3 separate regions of the Mus musculus genome follow, and regions 2 and 3 are each linked to region 1. Evidence: chromatin loops called from intact Hi-C (ENCODE). Cell type or tissue: left cerebral cortex. All regions are shown on one strand. Region 1 holds the start of Gm39691 (a long non-coding RNA gene). Region 2 has its middle 72 kb from the start of Gm26685. Region 3 has its middle 40 kb from the start of Gm26685.

Region 1 (8,000 bases):
CACTACACCTCCTGTTGCTTTGGGTCAGTGTCTCATCCCAGCAACAGAGAAGCAAACCAGAACAAAGCCCAAAGAGGCTCAAATGCAGGACCCAGAGGATACCCAGGAAGCAGCAGCAGCAGAGGCTAAATACTGAACACACTGGGGTCAAGGACTGTCCCACTCGCCTGGGAATGTCCCAGTGTCAAACGCAGTGCCTGGAACTCAGGAACTCTAGGCAACATTTATCAAAAGGGAAGAAAGGATTGTCACTCTGAGCCAGGGGCCCATTGAGTCAATGCCAAGCTGCCGATCAAAGGAACCCTCTAAACATAAAAGCTCTGAATAGCTAATTGCCTGGCCAGGTGTTCAGTGAACGGGTGTGGGCAAGAACTAACCTTTGTCTTCTTGCAGTTCAGGATCCACCCATCTCAGCTCTTGGGACCTTCCAACGAAAGGTCCCTTAGAGATCTCTCCAGGTATAGCTACGGAAAAGAAATTCTTAACAAATAGAATGCAGGATACTTCAATGAAAAGTCCCTTTTCTAGACTTAACCATAAATATTTCTCTGCGACGCTTGGGAAAGCATGTGGGCTTTGGGGATACAGGCATCGAGTGCGGTAAAAGTCACTGGACTACTTGAATCTCCATGGTCTCATCTTGGAGATAGGACAGTTACATTGTTCTTGTGAGAACCTGAGCTCTTTGATATAAAAGGACTTAGCCGAAGTTTGGAAGGATACTTCCCACTCACATTTAAGATCTTTAAAGTCCAGCATTTCTGTCTGTTTTGTACCTCCTGGTTCTCAATGCCTGATTCCAAATCAGCACTGAGGAGATTTGTTAAATAAATTATGTATTTGTTTGCTCGCACTGCGACAGGGTGGAGTTGCATCCCAGTATTTTGAATATACCAAAATACTCTAACATCAAGTATTCATTAACATCTGGCATTCAGGCTTCCGTTAATGTTCAACTGACTATCACGTGCAATATAGACTTCAAGCAGGCACAGACAGTGCACAGTATGTGTCAAAAGATCTCAGACTCTGGTCCCCACACTGCCAGCAACAGCAGCAATGGAAGCACCTAGAAGTTTATTAGAATTAATTCTTGGGTCCCAGAAGGGTAGCAACCCATTTTAACAAGTCCTTTAGTTAAAGGTATTATACACTAAGAACCCCCGGTGCAAGCAAAAGTCTTCTATGCTGTAATTGCAATGTGACATCTTGCACTTACAATGTGTAGCACATTGGAAATTTTAGAATAGGACAGAGCTCATGACCTCTGCATTAGCTTCTGCAGCTACCTCCCTCACCACAAGATCTGCAGATGTCCCTAGAAGTATGTCTAAGCCTATGATCAGGGTGCCTCAGACTGCAGAGTGGACTGACTGGACATTGGCTCAATGGCAGCTTCCTCCATGAACTGGCCCATCATTCTTGTGTAGTTAAAACTAAGTTGAGGTCCCAGGGACCTGAATATACAATGACTCCAAGAAAAGAGCAATCATCTCCTTGCATATCAGCCTAGAAGTGAGGTCCCTCGTCCTTCCAAGTGCCGCCTTCACATCCCCCTGTGGTGGTGGCCTCCTCAGCGCGGCAGACAGAGTCATTAGCACACCTGCATTCCATCTTACTAAGCACAGACTGAATTCTCTTGTTTCTTTTCATCTAGTATTAAAGAGAAGTTGTGGGAAGACAATGAATTCTCCTGGTGTCACATTGTAAGGCTTCTCAGAACGAAGTCCTGTCATGATTAATGACTGAATGAATCTGTTCCCGGTAGTCCCCATTCCCGTCAAGGCTCGGTCCACAAATAAAGAATATAACTGAAAGCCAGACAATGGTGTCCAACACCTTAATCCCAGCACTTGGGAAGCAGAGGCAGGTAGATCTCTGAGTTTGAGGCCAGCCTGGTCTACAGAGTGAGTCCTAGGACAGCCAGGGCTACAGAGAGAAACCCTGTCTCAAAAAACCAAAAGTTATAAAATTTTTAAAAATAAGAAAAAAAAAACCATATATAATTAAAACAAGGCCACATGAACTTTTGTTTTTGGCTGAGATACAATGATGAGTGGCCCTAACATAAGCTACTTTACTGATATACTGAAATTAACTTTTGAGCCCAAGCTTTAAAAAACTAGACAAACAGATTCTGACGCCCACCTCTTAGTTATTAGTGGCCTGGGCAATTACTTAGGCTTTGTTTTTCTCTGTTAATTGCTCTCCACTTAATTTGAAGATAGAAAGCACCTAGCAGTGCCTCATATGTAACAGCCATTCATCTGGTGATAGCCCCTCCCCTACCGTTCCACTCTTCCTTTTTCACTGAATATTATAAAATTATAATTTCATCTGTTTCACCCTATTATTTCACTGAAACGTATTAAGTATAGTGTGGCTTTTCTTAGGGCGACATAAAGAAACATCTATTCACCACAGTTAGGGTACCAGCAGTCCAGACCAAAAAAAAAAGATTATTCCACCCAAGTTCAGCTTGGTGGACCAGTAGTTTCTTGGCATTGCTTACAAGAGTATGGCCAACTCAAAGGCCACTGCCAAAAGCCACCAAAAAACACCCTACACTAGTATGGCCGTGGGTCACAAAAGCTCATTGCCATGGCAACAATTTCACATCATCAACCTTCTACCTCTTCTGTAGCAACTCCCCCAGCATGCAGCTGAGGGCCAATGGCAAGCAGCGAGTAAAAGGTAGGTGGTATCTGAGCAGTGTCTGAGGGGTACCTCCCCCTTCTCCATAGGAATGTCAACAGCCACATTTCCATCGCCACACGCTTAGCCTGCACCATTGTTCTGCTTACCTTGCTAATGTGTCTGTGGCCAGATACTCCACAGGTCACCCACAACTCTTCTCCATGAAGGCCTCTGGTCACACCATGTCTGGAGGAACGAGCTCTAGTACAGCAAGTATACGAAGAGCAAAGAGCGGCTCACGGAAGAGTAAGTGCGCACTCCTTCCACGGTATTAGCTTGCCCCTTTGTGTGAAGAAAGCTACCTGTGCTGAATAATGCATTCACTAGAGCTTAGTCCACAGGCCTGGGAGATGTTTCCATCCCAGCAGAATAAGATGGTGGGATTCCCTTTCCTCACGAAGAGGGATGACAGGATGTGAAGGAAGAAAAACGGCTCAAGGACCACAGCCAGCCAAGCAAACCCTACTACGTGGTGCAAAATGGAAATGTGAGGCACTTGTTATATATAATTTTAAAGCCCAAGAGGATGATAACCTAGCATTAAACAGAACCTGGAGGTGTTCTGTGTGCTGTGAATGTGTAACGCCACAGGTTACACCCTTGGGAAGCCAGCCCTGAGCTGGGGCCAGGGTGAAACTGGTATTTTAAATCATTCTGTATGAGGCTTTTGGCTTTCCCAGGACAGCTAGCTCATGATACTAGAAGTGTGTGTGTGTGTGTGTGTGTGTGTGTGTGTGTGTGTGTGTGTGTGTTCCTGTTTTTGATAGCGGGGTGGGGAGTCAGATAAGCCTCAAGAAGAGATGATGTACTCCAGGCCTTTTAGTCCCACATAACACTTGGATGCATTTGTCGTACTCAGCTCCACTTTCAGCTATGTAACGGGAAAGGATGGCCACTTATTCGTTCCAATATTTACTTTGTTGGCAAACCTCTGCAAAACATCGGCTACATGGCAGGCACTGTGCTAGGCCCAGTAAGACAGTGGTGTTGGCAAGTGGCATAGTTCTGCTTTCCAGGGTCCAATCCCAGGCATAAAGATGCAGGCTTGTAATCCTCTTCACTGCCAAGGTTCTATAACCTTAGTGCTGAAGTCAAGGAGTCGGGTTGAGACAGCTTTAGGAAATGCTAATAGAATATTATGTCTGAAGCTCATTGGAATTGCTCTCTGTCAAGCCTGGTTTCTAACTCAGGTCCTAGGGTGGGTCCACTGCAAATTAAGCCAGTCATAAATTGCATCCTTCCACCAGCCCTAGATTATTACTTAGCAAACAGATAGATAATATCTCTTTTTAAAAGTGGTGTGAAGAAGAATTGATGAGGAAACAAGGTCAATCTGGGGTGCCCACCTCTACCTGGACACACAGCTCTACAGAAGCACTGATGATCAACAGCCGGCAGGCAAGAAGGTCACAATTATGCTGAGCACACGTCGGAATGCAGCACAGTTCGCTCTGTGTGTTTCCATGGTGACAGTGATAACAGCTTATATTTATAGAGCTTCTATCTCCAAGGAGCTCAAAGCACTTTACAGACTTACTGTTTCTCTGATTTAGGGAGAAAGAAGAAGAGGAAGAAGGAGAAGAAGAGAAGGAAGAAGAGGAGGAGGAGGAGGAGGAGGAGAAGACAGAAGGGATAGAGAGAGAGAAAGAGGGAGGGTGAGAGAGAGATGTGGACAAAGGATAGACAGCGGATGTGGTGTACTCTTATCCACATTTCACAGATGGCACAGACTTGGGAAGTCATTGACCAAGCATGTGATGGTAAACCAGTGACAGATGGCAGATTGGATGGGCATGATAGTTCATAGAACTCCTAAAACACTTGCTCCCTTGGGCAGATGTCAGGGCTGAGCTACTATCTCCCAATAGTCTAGATCCGTTCGGTGTCATGTGGGTGATGAGATAGCTACCTCTGCAAACATCAAAGGCATTTTCTCTTAACTATTGATGGAATGTACATGGATATTTGTTTTATAGAGATTTGGTGATAAGGTCTGAAGTCCTAACAGCAAGACAGCCAGCAGGCAAGCCCAGGGATGTAGGCCTAGGTGTCTTTATAACTTCTCATGGAAAGTTTTTCACACATGTTCACACACTGCTGCAAGTGGCTTTGTTTGAGTGCCTTTAACACCTTCGAAAGGAGTGCTTCTTGGGTCTCCCTTCCTCTGGCTTGTTCCTGACCCTTGAGACATGTGAGGGGGCTCAGAGTTATTTAAAGGCTGCAGTTGATGGAATTAAACATGAGCCTTACAAATCTCATGTCTACTCTTCTGTGTATACAGATGTTAACTGAGAAAAGCCCACCTCCTCTGGTGGAGATCTCATCCTTGTGGGTGGGTTAACAACTCCAGTTTCCTAACTGGAGGCTGCTCCTGCAGACTCTCAACTGCTCCACACTTCTTGCCCTCCTAGACTTTCTACTTACCTGCTCCACCATCTAGTCTTTGGAATATAGAAGCTATTTTCTCTTTAAAAGAAGAATCCATCTCCACAGAGCATTCAGTTAACCCAGCCAGCAGTCCCCATGGCAACGCTGAGAGACATGATCCTTTCTGCTGTAGATCCTCTGTGGTCCCTTGCCATGAACAACTCACACTGTTTCAGAAGCCGGCGACCTCAGGGTTTGCTAAAGATGAGCTGTTGTCCAGTTGCCCTGTGTCCATTTAGGCTTCAGGCACACTGAACTAAAGCCTTGGTTATTTGAGTAGTTAAATTCCAGGAAACGTCTGTTCTCTGAAGACATATGATTCCTCCTACATATGAAAATAACCGAGCCAAAGGACATGTTGAAAAGGGAATGCTTTGCAGAGGGTCTTCTGGCCCTCCAACACACCACACTGGACCCACTTCACCAGTTCCCAGAAACTCAACCATCCAGAGAGAGTAGGTTTCCCCTTCACTGTCCAAGTGGACTATAGTCACACTAAAGATCTTTCTGCTCCTCTAAGGGGCTAAGCTCCCTCTTAGCTTCTGGCCTTGGACTCTGAGGAGAAAGAAAGATTGCTGTTCGTCTTCACAGTTTTCATTCAGTATTCCCTAACTTCTGTTGAGTGGCCAAATTCTCTGTGGCTCTTCCCCAACTCACAGTCATAGCCTGTTCTTGCTTTACCTATCCCTAACCCTTAAGCACTCTCTTGGCCATGCCCAACCCCTATCCTCCTGCGTGTTCATCTTTCTTCAACACAACATTGGGCACACTCAGTGGCATTTCCTTATGTGAAAAGAAGTTTCTAGATATAATTGGAGATGCTTCTTGAATATAGAGAAAAAAAAACAATCCAGAAGCTTACCTTTAGATTAAAAATTAATACTCTAGACTTGGAAAGATGGTTCAGTGGGTAGCGCTTGTCATGCAAGTGTGAAGAGCAGAGTTCATACCCCTAGTACTACCATAAATGCTGGGTGGGCACAGCAGCCGTGTGTAATTCTAGAGATGGGAGATGCCCACAGCAAGTTATCTAGCTGGACTGCCCATACCAGCAAACTCTGGGTTCAACTGTGAGAGCTCACCTCAAAAAATCAAGTGGGGAATGAGTGAGGAGATTCTTCATGTCAACCTCAGTTCTCCACACGCGTGTGCACTCTCCCATGTGAACATGTGTACACATACACACAGTGCACACATACACATGAAGAAAATTAAGTCTGGCCTTGTGTGGCACATACCTATAATCCCAGCACTCAAAGACACAAGACTTCCAAGTCTGAGGCCAACCTGAGTTACACAGCAAGAACGTGTCCCAAGAACCAAAACTAAAACCAAACCAAACCTATACCCCTGCAAAAAAAAAAAAGACATTATTAAAGTAAAAATTATAAAAGTGGTGTTAACTCCATTTTGCTTTTACGTGTAAGTAGAGTTTTAGTCTAGGAGAGCCTAGTAGTTACTTGTTAAAGGCCCATAAATAAAGAGTAATACTTTAAAATAGTTTAAGCTGTGCTTCCTTCCTTCCCCCACCTTCATCTGTATCTGTGAACCAAAGCATGGGGTGGGCAAACTACTTTTTTTCTTTTTTTTAATTAGGTATTTTCTTCATTTACATTTCCAATGCTATTCCAAAAGTCCCCCAAACCCTCCCCCACCACTCCCCCCGACACACACACACACACACCCACTTGGCCCTGGCATTCCCCTGTACTGAGGCATATAAAGTTTGCAAGACCAATGGGCCTCTCTTTCCACTGATGGCCGACTAGGCCATCTTTTGATACATATGCAGCTAGAGTCAAGAGCTCCAGGGGGTACTGGTTAGTTCATATTGTTGTTCCACCTATAGGGTTGCAGACCCCTTTGGCTCCTTGGGTACTTTCTCTAGCTCCTCCATTGGGGGCCCTGTGATCCATCCAATAGCTGACTGAGAGCATCCACTTCTGTGTTTGCTAGGCCCCGGCATAGCCTCACAAGAGACAGCTATATCAGGGTCCTTTCAGCAAAATCTTGCTAGTGTGTGCAATGGTGTCAGCGTTTGGGAGCTGATTATGGGATGGATCCCTGGATATGGCAGTCTCTAGATGGTCCATCCTTTCATCTCAGCACCAATCTGTGTCTCTGTAACTCCTTCCATGGGTGTTTTGTTCCCAATTCTAAGAAGGAGCAAAGTGTCCACACTTTCGTCTTCGTTCTTCTTGAGTTTCATGTGTTTTGCAAATTGTATCTTGTATCTTGGGTATTCAACACACTACTTTTAACCAAAAAACAAAGCTTTCTAAAGTACTTCAACATTTATATAAATTTAGACCCACAAATATGAAAATATTGGTTCCTAAAATTATCCTGCCACATTCTGATAAACTCAGCAAGAACTCAAAATTTCACACAAATTTCTCAAAGCATTTTAAATTGAAATTATATATCTATTAACCCAAAACGTCTATAGGCCTACTTTTTAAAATTATAACTCTATATAATAGTAAATATATGAAAATCTTCTCTCTCTCTCTCTCTCTCTCTCTCTCTCTCTCTCTCTCTCTCTCTCTCTCTCTCTCGGACAGGATCTCACTATGTAGATCTAGGTGTCCTGAAAGTCACTATGAAGACCAGACTGGCCTGTAGGATCACAGAGATCCATCTGTCTCTGCCTCTTGAGTGCTGGGATTAAAGTTATGTCCAACTAACAATGTAAACATATCTTCTTGCTAATAATAAATAGAATTGACCTTGGTAGTAGTTTGCATTCTTTTGTGTTTGTACCTCAGGGGAATTTAACATGATACTCTCTTAGGTTTTGCTTGACTTATCCTGAAAGCCTATTGATTGAAGAGAACATGGCATGGGATGGCTGGGTGGGCATCTGGGAATCTGAA
Region 2 (8,000 bases), 100 kb after region 1:
CTGAGGGCATGGGGGAGCAACTTATAAGAGAGGACATTCCAAAGAGAAATAAGATAAGAATGCCCTTGTCAGAGACTGCTGGGTGTGATTGAGGAATGCCATCAAACAGAGCAGCTGGCCAGAGCAAGAGGAACAGCTGGCAAGAGGAAGAGAAGAAGACAGAAACTGGGTGGGTGAGAAAGCATGGGCCTTGGAGACCCTGGTGAGGAGGCACGTTTCAAAGGATCCTTCACAATGAATAGATCGAATGGCTCCTGTTTTACAGATGAAGAAATGTGTATGGAGACATTTCACAGCCACCCAAAGGTACCACAAGGTATCCAGGGATTTAAATCTAAAATTCCAGAATCTGGTGTGCTTCCCGTTCTCTTTCACCTCTGTCCTGAGGATCTTTCTCTTATCGTCCTGACTCGATGCTTTCAATAAGCTTGTCCCTAGCAACCATATAGCTTGAAACACATTTATAAAGAGTTGACAATAAAAAGTCACAGGGCAGTGGTGTGAGAAGCAAATTAGATTATAAGATACTGCATCTGTTTAATTGGAATTTAAGATCTAGAGAGCCAAATGATTTAGCTGTGACAAGATGAAAGGAAATCTGTGGCAAGTCCTGGAAAGTTTGAGCACAAGGTCTTGTTAAACAACCAGAGCCCCAAGAGGCCAGTGGAAATGAAGCCAAAGCAACTGCTAGGTCACTGGCCTAGGATAAGACAGAGCTGGTCTAAACTTTCTGTCCGGACAGTCATCTACAGTGCTTACCGTGAACTGTCTGTGCTTTGGCTCAAGGTCCTTCAAGCATGGCTATACAAATCAGGAGGAGTCAACCTGTCTTTTCTACATTGCTTCAAAATTCTGGTAACGGGGGCTTGGCAGGCCACATCCTGCCCTCAGATATGACTATTTTTAGTTGAGCTATGGAGCGTACATTCTACTTTTGGTTGAATTTGACACCCACTCACTCATGTATTGATGCTGTGTGTGTGCTCCAGGTATCTGATCCCCACATAGGTCCAAGGAGAGCCTTCATATAGAAATGAAAGGACAGTACAACCTGATCCACACGGGTTGGTTAGGTGTGTAGAAGCTTGGTGCTCTCTGTCTTCAAGCTTGGTTCACTCTTCTACCGTCAGCTCTCATCAATGAGCAAGCTCTAAGGAACAGCAGGGTAGCTCCAGGGATCTAGGTAGATTATAAACCAGAGGCTCTGCTGGGCCTTAAGCCTTAGCTGTTTTCAAAGTTTATCACAGTCATCATGTGTGTGTGTGTGTGTGTGGAAACCACATTCTAGGAGAGACCTACCCAGCACAGGTTTGGACAACAACCTACAGCTGTTGAAAATCATCAAATGAGAGTGAGAAATCCACGAAAGACACCTGCCATTCTGATAAACAAGGGAGGGGGCAGAGCCCGAGGAAGCTGTCCCGACAGGTCCTGACCACATGCTCAGTCATGTGAAAGGCCAGCTGGGCCTGCAGTTTCTATCACAACGGCAGGAATTCCAAGAAGAAAACCCTCTCTTCAAAGTGTCCCCTCTCTCCTGATTGTTGTTGCCTAACATTTCATTCATGTATAAGCAAACAGGTGAATATAATTTGAGGTAAAAATGAAAAGTATAGCAAGGGAGAACAAGAAACCATGGAAGAGGCAACATTTTAGTTTAAAGTCAGTGCAGGAGCCAGCAACCTTTCCATCATTTTAAGATAAGGTTGTCAGGAGACCAGGGGAAAGAACTGATGATAAGGTTTCCTAGAACTGATTTAAAAATTACCCCAAACTTAATGACTTACTTTGAAACAATGGAAATCTACTGTTTCATAGCTCTGTGGTGTGTGTGTGTGTGTGTGTGTGTGTATGTGTGTATGTGGTGTGTGTGTGTGGTGTGTGAGGTATGTGTAGTGTGTGTGTGCTGTATGTGGTGTTTGTGTGTGGTGTATACCTGTGCTGTATGTGAGGTATGAGGTATGTGTAGTGTGTGTGTGGGGTGTACATGGTATGTGTGTGTTGTCTGTGTGTGGTGTGTGCGAGGTGTGGTGTGTGTGTGTGTGTGTGTGTGTGTGGACACGTGACTAATGCACACATGAAGGCCAGAAGACAACCTGGGGTGCTGGTACTCTTCCCACCTTGTTTGAGGTGGGACCCCTTATCATTCACTACTGATAACTGACCTGTAAGCTTCTGCCCTCTCTCTCCTCAAAGGCACACTTGGATTACAGACATGAGATGCCTCAGAAAACATTCATGGGCTCCAAAGGTCGGAATTCCAGTCAGAAGGCTCACGTGGCAAGTGTTTTATCCACCAACTGATATAAGAGAGCTATTATTCCAAAAGGTGTTATGAAGCATGAAGTCCCCAGCTATATTGACTGAGATCTTTTAAACATTTTCAACAGCCAATTTTGTTGTTGCTATGACAGACAGGAACTTAGGAAATCTCACCTAAAGACTCTACACACTCGAATTTCCTAGGTCTATCTTACCTGGATTTCCTGGATTATGTAAGTAACACAATCCTATGGGATAGGTAATTCAGAGATTGATATAAAGCTGACTAAGTATTCACCCCTGTAGGGCTTCTCCATGATTGTCACTCATAAGTATTCATGAGCTTGGAGACCCTGGAGAAAATGTGCTATATGAGAGAGGCATAGAACTGAGAAAATGCTGTACAGCTACAACATTAAAGCATAGAGTTTGTCTTTCAAAGTTCAGCGATTTTTAACTTTTTTCTCAGCTAAGCATCTTTAGCTAATTATCTTTGCGATTTCTTTGGTTGTCTGCATTCGCTCTCTGCAGCTCATTCATTTCCTGTTTCGCTCCGCATCTTGTTGTTTACCTGGTTTTGCCTCCTCTGGGTGGGGCTCTTCCATTAACTGTCAAAGCATAGAAATGTCCCCTGCCTTGTGGAGGTTACAAGCTAGGGTTTCAATATCACCACTGGTATTTGTGATAAGGGGAAGGACCTAAATTGACCACCACAGATTTCAGCCACAAGATTTCTTTAATACCAGGTTTTAACTAAGTAGATTAGGAGCAAGTTGAAGGGATCACTAAAGAATTAAATGATCGATGAAACAAATATAGGGGCATTGTTTTCTGTAATTAGTTCAATAATGGAAACAGAATAAGTGTTATGATCATTATAACCAAATTTCAAGATGATTATATACTAAAAGAATAAAAATGAAAAGCAAAGTAGATTTCCTTTAATTTTTCTTAGACGCAGGCGGACAAAATGGTCTGTAAGTGTAAGAAAAAAGATGCATGATGCTTTTGGAAGGAAGAAAAATGAATAAGCAATTATGAAGAACATAAGGTATTTGATTGTTCTAATAGATGAAGGAAGGAAGGTGGAGAAGAAACACTCAAGGCCCCCCACCCCTGTGTGTGTGTGTGTGTGTGTGTGAGAGAGAGAGAGAGAGAGAGAGATAGCACTTTATATCTAAGCAACCTTGTAACCAATATCATCAATGAGAAGTGGTTTGGGAGATTAGGAAATTATAAGGCTCCTATCCTTAAGTCAGTCATTTGAAAAAGAGTTCTAAATACCCAATTTGGATGCATACAGCCAAGCAGAAATGGTCAAAGGGAGTCAGGACAGAATCTTTGCAGCATAGGCCTCAGCCTGCTCAGAATGCTCAATGTTATCTGCATAAAACTTGCAGGATAGACCCCAGGAGAGCAGCAGCACTAGCTGGATGTTTGCTAAAAATTAATATTTTTACTATAGTCTTCCCAGTACTAGGGTCTCTGTTCCCATGGTTGCATTCCTAGTGGAAGTCAGGACGATAAACATAAGTTACAAGATGAGTGAGGAGGAAGGACTGGGAAGCGGGGTGGCGGTGGGGGGGGGTGGCGCTGGGTAGCACACCTGCATCATAGAAGAGAAGCCACTTAAAATCAAGTGTTTATAAAACACTACCCATTCAAAGTCAAGCCAAAACAAGTGAAAACAAAAAATACATCTGGCTGCTGGACTGGGAGTTGGTTTGCCCAGGCTTACCTTAAGCCTTTTGCAGAATCTCCACCCTGTAAGACAATCTAGTCCTAGCAGGAATGGACTGGGTTTGCTGTGGACTCATGGATGGGTGACTATGCCAGGTTCTCTGAGAAACTGTGATAGGAGGTGTTGGGTGTTGGGGTGATTTTTAATGGACTCTCTCTGGTTCTCTGCCCACAGTGGCTTCTGCTGACTTCCTTTCTGCTAAAGGCTGCTCCGAACTTAGGATGGCCCTGTTCCGTGTGTCCTTTAACCTCAGAGTTTGTGTTGGAAGTGGTGGTACCATTCGGTGGAGAGTGGGTGTTTGCTTTTGTTCAGCTCAAGTCTGTTGAGCATGACCAAATTCTAAGTCACTTGCTAAGAGATCCAAATCTCTCTCTCTCTCTGTGTGTGGCTGTCTGTCTCTTTGTGTGTTTGTGTGTGTGCGCGCGTGTGCAAGTGGGAGAGAGAGAGAGAGAGAGAGAGAGAGAGAGAGAGGCTTTTTTCAAATAAACCATTTTTCAGAACAGATAGCCCCCTTTCCTCCTAGACAATGCAGAGGCTCATGAAAACACCCTTCTGCATCCAATTATCATCCTGGGCAATTTAAGTCCACTTTTTCTATACCACTAGCATTCTCTCCAGCCTCACACTGACTCTGGCTCTGCTGGCTAGCCACTCAATCATATACCTGCTGTGTGTAGATCTGTGCTTAGTCATCAAAGGTGGGTGTTTGTGTATAAGAGGAAAACAAAAGAGTCTAGCGAAACAGGACATGCATTCAAAGAGCTGCCAGGGACCTAGGACAGTACAGGACAAAATGTTGGCTTGTGAGGACAAGGCCCTGGGTGCTTTAGGTGGAGAGAAGAGATGAGGCAAAAGGGTTTGAGATCACAGAAGACCCTGTGGCAGACCCTGTGGCACTTCCTTTAAAACTATGGATTGAACCTAACACCTTAAGCTTGCCAGGCAGGTGCACTGGCACTGAGCTACATGCTGTTCCCATGGCTTCACACTGCATAATTCTCATTTGATTTGTGGATTATGTTGCCTTTATTATTATTTTTAAATAATTAACACTTAGGCTCTTTTCTTTCTAGGCCCACGCTTTTACTTTTCCTGGGATAATTTAATTCTTTTTTCTACTTTCATATAATACTGGCTTCTGGGGGCGTGGCTCAGGAGGAGAGCATTTGTCAGGCATGCTCAAAGACCCGAATTCCATTCCCATCATTGTAATAATGGCAATAATGCTATGCCCTAAACTTTTCTGTATATCATTATTTTCATATAACATATTCAATACAGCCTACCCAGTATTTTATCACATAGATTTACCATTTTCTAACTAAAGCCATAGTGTGTGTGTGTGTGTGTGTGTGTGTGTGTGTGAAATCTGACATTTGTTTGTGTCATCCCTCGTCCTTACTCAAGCCCTTGCCAGTTGAGTTCCCACCCGTCCCAATATCCTCTGTTCTGTTTCTATATCACAGGAGTCTTATCATTCGCCCTTCTTCTTCTTCTTCTTCTTCTTTTCCTATCTCTCATGTTTCCTTTTATAGTTTCATGGCTTATACATACATGCATAACTGTGTCTGCCTATGAGAGGACATACGATATTTTTCTTTACTAATGTAATTTCCAGATTCCTTCATTTCCCTTGAAATTTCGTAATTTTATGTTTTTTTGTTTTGTTTTGTTTTGTTTTATAGCTGAATAAAATCCCATTCTGTCTACGCCCCGATCTTTCATTATCCGTTCATCTGTTCATGAGCATCTAGGCTGGTTCCATTTCCTTGCTGTGTGAATAGAGAAGCAGTAAACAATGTTGTGGGATCTCTGTGGAAGGCTATGAGGTCTTTTATGTGACCCTTGAGGAGTGGGACAGCAGGGTCGGACAAGAGCTCCATTTTAAACGTTTTTGAGAACCGCCATGGTGATTTCCATAATGGCTACGCCAGTTGCCCCTTGTCCCAGCAGTGAATAAGGTTCACCCTTTCCCCAGACACTTGATGTCCTTTATTTTCTTGATAATAGCCACTTGGACTGGGGTGAGACAGAATCTCAAAGCGGTTTTAATTTGCATTTCCCTGAAGTCCAGCCAGACTTAAATAGCTAGTGCTGGGTTTCAGATACAGCAATGGAGGTTTTACTCTGTTCATTTTCGAGGACTTAAAGGATTGAAAGACACTGTCTCTCTAACGACTGATGCTGAAGCTTAGGTTAAAGACACCACACAAGTGGGACATGTATTGTAAGAGGGGTGAGACGTGCAATCAATGTCTGTCCACGGCCAGATAGAGAGTGTCACGAATCCTTTCTCTAGCAGGCTGCTTTCAGAAGGCAAGAGAACCCAGTTGAACACTCTGGATTATTTTGAAAGCCTAGGCAAACAGCACATTTGAGAACCGAATCGGCCTCCGTTTGTTCAAGGGATGGTGGGTGGCTTCAGCTGCCTAGGAAACAGGCTTTGAATATGTGCTTCCTGGAATTCTCGATGCTGCTCTCCTGAAAACGTTCCTCTGGTTGCTGAGGATGGATTCTTGCTATTTGGCATTTATAGGCCCTGTGCTTTTGCTAATTTTCCCTGGGATTTGTAGGTTGTATGTCTGTCTGTCTGTCTATCTATCTATCTATCTATCTAATCAGTAAGCTGTTGTAAAGTCCTGTGTCTCTTCAACACTAGGCCAACATCCACCCTTCTCTCTGCTTCCTCCTCCTCTCTGCTCTCTGACCTTCTCCCTCCTACCAAACTTGTGCAGATACCAAAAAAAAAAAAAAAAAAAAAAAAAAAAAAAAAAAAAATCCGGTTTGAAAGCTAAAATTCTAGCACAGTTAGTTGAAGCTTACACCCAGGTCCCTTGCTATAGTGTATCAGATGCTACTTGGGAGAGTAAATGGTACATGTAGGTTGTAGGTGTTGCACTGGGGTATTAGAGAAAAGGCAAACACAGAATTCCTGGTTGAACTGTACCCTAATGAAGGCCCAGCACAAGTTAACATTGTACTAAATGAGACATAAAAGAGCAAATACTCGCTCTGAGCTTTGGGAAAGAAAGGAGTCAGAAGTAGAAAGTCTTCAAGAACTTCATTTTTTATTATTCTTTTATTTTATTTGTTCATCAAATCCTGAATATATTTCAGTATGGTTCACTTATAAAATTTATCTTTCTCTGCAAAGAGTAACTGAGTATTTGACCAGACTGAGAGAGCTGTATCCCGTGGGAAAGTTAGAACTGCCTATCTCGTTGGGCAAGATGAACTAGCTAGATACTGTTGGGAGCCTAAACGAATATTTATTACAGGACGGTATTCTCATTATAGGCCTTTTGGTTCAATGTCTGCCATGGTGGGTCAGCCAAGGTGAGCAGTGATAGGATCCCCGGGCAGGGAGAGTTTATGTGGGGATTCTGTCAGTTACATTGTATGTGCTCACACACACGTGCTGTGTGCCCACACAGAGTTTCCATATACAAGAATCTTGAAATCGTCTCTCAAGGCAAATCATAGATAGTTGAGGGAAAAAAAATACAAGATAATGTAAAACAGCTAAATCTATTCTATTCTGAAGAGGAAGAAAAAAAAAACCCACACAGGCTTTTAGAAGCTGCCTTTTCTAACAATGCATTGGCTTCCCAGTTGGCTCACACAATAACTAAGGCGAGATGAAAGTCTGGTATCTCTGCCCTCACTTCGTATCTGTCCGACAATGCAAGAGCACAGACATTAGGAAGCAGGGGCCATTGCAAGGCCTTCGGCTTAGCTCAGAAGTAAGAGAGGGCAATACAAAAATTTAAAGCATTAGTTCATAAGCACAAGACACATTAAGGCTGCAAAGTCACGTGTGGTTTGTTTTATGGCAAACTGAATCATATTTTAGATGTACCCAGGAAGTTTTTTTTTTTTTTTACATGTAGAATCAATCATTATTTTGCAAAGAACATGCATCCTTTAGTTAGTATTAAATCAAAAAATTCATATTTCATACTTGTTTATAATTAACGCTTCCATATACTTAACTACC
Region 3 (8,000 bases), 68 kb after region 1:
TTAGTTTGCATTGCCATCTGCCTATAAAGCCAAGCTTAAATCTCTGCTGCTACTTAAATTCTGAGTGTCAGAAACTCTCTCAATATACAGAGACCTGTAGTGATTAGGCTGTACTCTGAACCCAACTTCACTGTGGTTATTCACCCATCCATCCATCCATCCATCCACCCATCCATCCACCCATCCATCCACCCATCCATCCATCCATCCATCCACCCACCCATCCACCCACCCATCCACCCATCCATCCATCCATCCATCCATCCATCCATTCATCCATCCATCCATCCATCCAACCATCCATCCACCCATCCATCCACCCATCCATCCATTCACCCATCCACCCATCCACCCATCCATCCATCCATCCATCCATCCATCCATCCACCCTTCCATCCATCCATCCATCCATCCATCCATCCACCCATCCACCCACCCATCCATCCATCCATCCATCCACCCACCCATCCATCCACCCATCCATCCATCCATCCACCCATCCAACCATCCATCCATCCATCCATCCATCCATCCATCCATCCATCCACCCATCCATCCATCCATCCACCCATCCATCCATCCACCCACCCATCCATTCACCCACCCATCCATCCATCCACCCATCCATCCATCCATCCATCCATCCACCCACCCACCCATCCACCCATCCATCCATCCATCCACCCATCCATCCATCTATCCATCCATCCATCCACCCATCCATCTACCCATCCATCCATCCATCCACCCACCCATCCATCCATCCATCCATCCATCCACCCACCCATCCATCCACCCACCCATCCATCCATCCACCCATCCATCCACCCATCCATCCACCCATCCATCCATCCATCCACCCACCCATCCATCCACCCATCCATCCATCCATCCATCCATCCACCCACCCACCCATCCATCCATCCATCCATCCATCCATCCATCCATCCATTTCTTTTCCTGTACTTCTCCTGGTTACTCTTCTTAAAGAAACACCCCTTAGCAAGCTTTTGTTGGCATCCACAATAGTATCTGGGTTTGGTGATTGTATATGGGATGGATCCGCAGGTGGGCAGTTTCTGGATGGTCATTCCTTCAGTCTCTACTCCATACTTTGTCTCTATAACTCCTTCCATGGGTATTTTGTTCCCCCTTCTAAGAAGGACCGAAGTATCCACACTTTGATCTTCCTTATTCTTGAGTTTCATGTGGTTGGTGAATTGTATCTTGGGTATTCTGAGCTTCTGGGCTAATATCCACTTATCAGTGAGTTCATATTATGTGTGTTCTTTTGTGATTGGGTTACCTCACTCAGGATGATATCCTCCAGATCCATCCATTTGCCTAAGAATTTCATAAATTCATTGTTTTTAATAGCTGAGTAGTACTCCATTGTGTAAATGTACCACATATTCTGTATCCATTCCTCTGTTGAGGGGCATCTGGGTTCTTTCCAGCTTCTGCTTATTATAAATAAGGCTGCCATGAACATATGGAGCATGTGTCCTTATTACATGTTGGAGCATCTTCTGGGTATATGCCCAGGAGTGGTATTGCTGGGACCTCAGTTGGTACTATGTCCAATTTTATGAGGAACTACCAAACTGATTTCCAGAGTGGTTGTACCAGCTTGCAATCCCATCAGTAATGGAGGAGTGTTGCTCTTTCTCCACATCCTTGCCAGTATCTGCTGTCATCTGAGTTTTCGATCTTAGCCATTCTGATTGGTGTGCGGTGGAATCTTAGGGTTGTTTTGATTTTCATTTCTCTGATGACTAAGGATGTTGAACATTTTTTAGGTGCTTATCAGCCATTCAGTATTCCTCAGTTGAGAATTTTGTTTAGCTCTGTTCCCCATCTTTTAATAGGGCTATTTGTTTCTCTGGAGTCTAACTTCTTGAGTTCTTTGTATATATTGGATATTAGTTCTCTATTGGATGTAGGATTGGTAATATAGCTGTCTTCTGAGAGGCTCTGCCAGTGCCTGACAAATACAGAGGTGGATGGTCACAGCCATCCATTGGACTGAGCACAGGGTCCCCAATGAAGGAGCTAGAGAAAGGACCCAAGGAGTTGAAGGAGTTTCCAGCCCCATAGAAGAAACAACAATATGAACTAACCAGTACCCCCAGAGCTCCCAGGGACTAAACCACCAACCAAAGAGTACACATGGTAGGACCCATGGCTCTAGCTGCATATGTAGTAGAGGATGGCCTAGTTGGTCATCAATGGGAGGAGAGGCCCTTGGTCCTATGAAGGCTCAATGCTCCAGTGTAGGGGAATGCCAGGGCCAGGAAGTAGGAGTGGGTTGGTTGGTGAGTAGGAGGAGGGGGTTTTCAGAGGGGAAACCAGGAAACGGGATAACATTTGAAATGTAAATAAAGAAAATATCTAATAAAAATAGTTGAAAAACAAGTTAAAAATAAAAAAGAAACACCCCTCTATTAATGTTAATCAAAGTACTATTTATTTCCTTCATGAGCTTAATAATAACCAGCACCTATTTACTTGGTTACTGCCTGCTCTCCTTACCTACCCTCCCCCCACATCCAATTATAATGCAGACCCCATGGGGATAGAGATCATGCCTGAGGTTTTTTATTTCATACTGTTAGTGCTGGCTCCAGTATGTGGGATGAATAAGTGAGTGTCTAAACATTCATTTTATGATGAGCACGTATCAGACTCTGAGCTAGAGACAACCAGTACTGCAGATACCAGACCCACTTCTGTCTTCATTAGCACCCTTCCCCATAGCAGGTGGGTGAAAGGGGAGGGAAATTGTAATTACATCATAGAATGACAAACACGCTGGTTGTGGGAGGTAGAGGAAGAGGAGGAGGAGGAGGAGGAGGAGGAGGAGGAGGAGGAGGATCAATCCAGATTGAGAAGGAGATGGGATCAGACAAGTTCTAGGTTTGGGCTGGAGCTTGAAAGGAAGAAGTCTGTCTGGTAAATGAGATGAAGAGGGCATTGGAGGGGAGATGTTCCAGCATCCTGCTTAGAGAGGAGATAAACAGAACCATGGCCATGCCAGAGCCCATGCCAGGGAGGACCACAGAAGAGGTAGCCTTTAGGGTGGAGACTGGCTGTCCTTATGGGGAGGGATATGGGCCAACATAGAGACCTCAGAATGGAACCCTGACTGAAGAAGGTGAAGTGCTGTCTGTTCCATGACTCCTATTCCTGGTTAACATACTCCCTTCTCCCCACATTGTTGTGGGGTGAGCAGAGGAGAGGTTTTGGGGTGATCCTGGCTGGTGGCACAGAAGCATATGTCATAAGGAACATTGGCTCTCCCTGTAGGATGTGTGCCATGCTAAGCAAAGCCTTGATGACAGGCCTATGGCCTCGTAAGAACAACCCGAGTCAGGAGTCAGCTAAGTGGTGGGAGAAAAGCATAAACTTGGCTCTTGAAAGAATTAAGATGGCAAGCTTTGGGTAATGCCTCTTGAGACTCTTGGTGCCACCGGAAGTTTGGAAAGCTGGGGTTGGGAGAGGGATGACCAGACAACAGTCGCCTATGCCCCTCCATCCCATAATGCTTCCTGTGGCTAATACTGAAGCCATGCATGACATACTGTAATCACTAGGAAGATAACAGTAAACAGTCCAAGCCCACTCGCTCCTAAGCTTATATCCTTATTCTCTCTGTGTGTGGTGTGTGCATGTGCCTCCAAGTGAGTGTGTGTGTGTAGTGTGTGTGTGATGGGTAGAGAAGAGCAGAGAGACAACAATATAAATGGGTGAAACCAAGTAGAAGACAGCTGCTAAGATGGTTACAAAGGTGATGGGTGTGGGGAGGGGCTGCTGAGGGAGAGGGAACAGGCCTGGCCTCACTTGAGGAGGTGACGTAAGAACAGAACACCAAACACTGGGGCTGTTTTTTCCCTCTTCAATTCCTTGTCCCCTCTGGACTTTGTCTCTATTTACTTGGCAGCATGGTTATTGTAGGGTAGGGTTTTATAAAATACAGGCAGTACCAAGTCATGTTCTTGGGCTCCTGTGTTCCCCATATAGCTTGCTTCACTAACGTTTGGTTTCCCTTATAGATGTGAGTGTAATTACGTCATTTACCGGGAAAAAGCAGGAGCTTAGATATTCTTGGAACTGAAAGCAAAAAACACTGGCCTATCTAAATCTGTTCAAACTGAGGTTCTTCAGGGAAGTATCAAGGGCCACAGACCTTTCCCAAAGCCTGTGTATGGAGAAAGGAAGCTGAAGGAGGAGGCGTCAATGTTTTCTTTAAGGGAGCTTTGAGTGTGCCTCTGTTCGGGGCTGGACTAGGAACTGAGAGTCGGAGTCAAGGTCATCTCTGCTGTGGGAGTAGAGAAGGAGAGGGAGTTGCAGGAAGGGAGTTTAAGGAGCCAGGCTCTTGCAACAGAGTCTTCTGGGATTACAGCAAGGCACTAGCAATAGTGGGTGCATGTGCCTCATGTTTCTGATGCCGACTTGTCTCTTCCCGTCTGAGCCCCAACAGCTGTTGCTTCTTTCTTTTCTCTCACACAGATGGATGCCTTACAGACTCCATCTAAACATTCTTGACATTTATTTTTTCCCCCCCGATCGATTTTGCTATTATTATTTTTGAATCCCAACTACATTGACCCTCTAATAGTGTGTGCATGTATGTATGTGTATGTGTGTGTGAAAGTGTGTGTGCATGCCTGGGTGTACATGTATATATGTCTATGTGAGTGTGTGTCTCTGTGTGTGTATGTCTGTGTATGTCTGTGTTTGTTAGTGTATGTATATGTCTCTCTGTGTATGACTATGTGTGTGTATGCATGAGTGTGTGTCTGTGTGTGTTTGTGAGTGGGTGTGTTTATGTCTGACTCTGTGGATATAACTGTGTGTATGTGTGAGTATGCTGAGAGAGTGTTTGTGTGCATGTGTGTGTGTCTGTGTATATATGCATGAATGTGTAAGTGTGGACATGTATCTATGTGTTGCATGTGAGTATATGTGAATATATATACGTGCGTGAGTGTGTGTATATGTGCACCTCTCTGTGTGTATGTGTGTGTGTGTATGTCTGCCTGTTGTATGTGTGTGTGTGTGTGTGTCTGTGTGTGTATGTTTGTATATGTATGTGTACTGTAGTACAAAGAATTAAACCCAGGGTCTCCTCCTATCTAGATGATCTTTTAGGAGGGAGCGCCCAAATACCCTATCAGTAGGGAAAGGGAACTCAGAATTATCCAAGTGATGGCCTCTATACATGAGATCTGGATGAAGCAGAAGCAGAGGAACCAATGTGGACCAAGGCTGGAAACAAGATAGAATCTCAGCTGTCCCAGGAAGAGCCAGTGGCTACAGACGTCCCGGATAGAGTGAGCGAAGCTACCACAGGCCCCTTTCACTCCAGATCATCTACTGTCGAAATCTCCCAACCTTTGATGCTACTTAAAGAGTAGGAAATATGGAAATGACCACATTTAAATATGACTACTGTTTTTATCTCAATTGACTGGATCAAGTTTTCTGCCAACAAGAAGAAAATTGGTGACTGAAATAGAAGTGGAGTTAGAGATGAATAAAAGAACTCACATTTTTATTTTTGCACATTTGAATCGTGTAGTTTGCAAATGAAGCGTTTTTTCTAGCCACTGTACTACTGTCAATGAGATGAAGAGATGCGGAGTTCTCTGGGAGCGAGTCCAGATGAAAATCCATTATCAGCTCTTGTGTTCTGTGACCCTAGAAAATGTGCTCAATGCTCCTGCAAAGAAAAGTTCCTTAGCTGGGGGCTAGAGATATATAGTTCAGTGTTAGAAGGCTTGCTTAATATTCCTGAGGCTCCTGAACTAAAACACACACACACACACACGCGCACACGCACATGCACACGCACACAGTAAGGCAGGCAATCATGCATGTGCTCCTTGAGCTGGTCACACTAGTGCATACCTATAATCCCAGTACTCAGGAGTAGAAGCAAGAAGATTGCCAGTTCCGAGTCAGCTTGATCTACATAGCAAGTTCCTGGCCAGCCTTTGTTATATAGTGAAACCCTGTCTCCTAAAACAAAATGACAAAGTAAAACAAGGCAAGAAAACAATAAAAATAAAACCAAAACCCTGTGGTTCGGAGACCAAGGCCGGCAGGCTATTCTCTTATGTGCTTCTCTGCAAATATTTCTTCAGTCATCACCAAAACTCATCTCATTGAACCACATTCTCAGGTCCTGGGTACTAGGATTTCAACACACACATTTGCAGGGACACACTCCAGTCCATGCCAGGTAGTATAGGAAACCAGTTGGCCCATAAGAGGTCCCTTGATCATGTGAATTCTTTTCTCCATTTCCTTAGGTTGTAGTATGAGACTTAAGCTATCAAGGGTGCCTACTCTAGGTAGAGGAGTGGGGGAACCAGTGAACAGAGACTTCCTAGACAACGTAACCTTGTTGCCATTCTCAAACTGTTTGAACTTGGCACAAGCTACCAATTTCTGATCCACCTTCTGACAACAATCAGCTAACACAAGCATCAAAATTACAATGAATTAGCAGGCTCAAAGTATGCAGCAGATGGCTTGACTTCCATCAGGGGCTTCCTAATTGGCATTTAAGTTGGACAGAGACTATTAGGAAGTGCACTGTGCTGAACAGATGTGAGATATCAGGTCCTCTGCTCTCCCTGATTTCCAAAACTGACTTTGTGAATTGGAAATGCCTGCCTGTTACGAAAAGCCCAGCTTTGATTGTCCTCTTCACACTGTTTGCTAGTCACTAGTTCTCTGGACTTTGAAGTCTACCCTAGATGCCGTTAGTAGAGGAAGCTCTAGGTGTAGCTACTGATTTCCCAGGAAGAAGCTAGTGTGTGTGTGTGTGCACGTGTGTGTATGTTCTTGCTGTTATCCCTCCTAGAATTTGTGTGAAAATCAGTGAGAGAGCTGTGGAATCCCCCGTGGTCTTCTCTCTGGGTTCCTTCTATCTTCTAAAGTGACATAGAGGATTCTCTCTCTCTCTCTCTCTCTCTCTCTCTCTCTCTCTCTCTGACTAATGCTTCTCAGATCCAGCTCATTGTGGGAGCTTCCACACACAATGATCTTCTTGAAGGCAGAGCCAGATGTGGATTCCCCTGAAGGCTGAAAGTGCCTGTCTTCATGGCTGAGGAATGGATAGTGTAAATGCGTGTCTTCCTGGCTGAGAAATGTGTGGCTTAATCAGTATTTGCGAAATGGATACTGGACTGAGTATCTGGCTGAGCTACCTTTAGCAGTTATAGTGGTCAGTCTCCTAGACATTTGTACATCCCAAAAGTTCTCCATTTCCACAGAGACAGTACCTTAGAGAAGACTTACTTCAGCTTCCAGAACCCCATAGGAATGAGGAAGATTCCATGGAAAGAGCAGGCAGCAGGCAGATAGCAATCTGTGTGCTTGGACAAGGAAGTGGGAACAGAAGTTGTCCTCATTTGCATGGTGATCCTATTTCTTATTTAGTCCCCTTTGCCTTCTATTTGTGTTTTCTTTGTCCCTCGAGGTCTTACCCATCCAAATGTTCTTGTTCCTAAAGCCCCAAATGTGAACCAAATGGCTGCTTTGGATCCCTGGGGGACATCTTGATCATTTTATTATGATATTAGCCAACTCCTCCAAAGTTTGTTTAATGAAGGTGGCGTTTACATGTCAATATAGCATATCTGGGAAAATTAATGGTACTCATTACTATTTCCTGATATGTGGGATATATAGATAATATTGTGGGAACAGTGGTGGTACCTTGGAAAGAAAGAGATCTCATATCTTATATCGACAATTAGCAATAATAGCTCACAGGAAGGCATATTATAGCTTTTTGACAATGATGGAGAATATTAACCATTACCTAGCATTTGCTCTACCTATGTCTCTTAGCTACCTATGAGGCAAAGTGGATTGACATTCCAAATATGTAGATGAGGAAGTGGGATTCCAGAGGGTTAATAGTCCTAACCAGGACACCTATAGCCTACATTTCCTTCCTGAGGCCTGGGGGGATCATTGCAGAAGAG

The links. Hi-C counts contacts between places; a loop is a spot of excess contacts. Peaks named below come from ENCODE experiments on the same cell type or tissue, not always from the same donor. Only the 100,000 strongest peaks of a DNase experiment are listed, where the experiment ranks them.
Region 2: it touches region 1 in a loop (2.3-fold over the local background); 2 of 42 quality-filtered maps call a loop at or near these places.
Region 3: a loop joins it to region 1, with 2.1 times the contacts of the local background. A loop is called at or near these places in 6 of 42 quality-filtered maps.

What each region holds. Positions count from the first base shown.
Region 1 is chr1:164,470,864-164,478,863 of GRCm38, forward strand. Gm39691 (a long non-coding RNA gene) reads left to right here and starts at 2,630. Exons shown (of 2, transcript XR_865695.2): 1 at 2,630-2,694; 2 at 2,828-3,257. In left cerebral cortex, no CTCF peak of the experiment used is centred here; DNase peaks (open chromatin) are centred at 4,193, 4,419 and 5,230; H3K27ac peaks cover 2,195 bases.
Region 2 is chr1:164,571,011-164,579,010 of GRCm38, forward strand. No RefSeq gene overlaps it. Among named protein-coding and RNA genes, the nearest start is that of Gm26685, 72 kb to the left of the region's middle. In left cerebral cortex, no CTCF peak of the experiment used is centred here; DNase peaks (open chromatin) are centred at 4,767, 6,392, 7,431 and 7,610; H3K27ac peaks cover 1,396 bases.
Region 3 is chr1:164,539,307-164,547,306 of GRCm38, forward strand. No RefSeq gene overlaps it. Among named protein-coding and RNA genes, the nearest start is that of Gm26685, 40 kb to the left of the region's middle. In left cerebral cortex, no CTCF peak of the experiment used is centred here; DNase peaks (open chromatin) are centred at 4,077, 4,382 and 5,585; H3K27ac peaks cover 1,286 bases.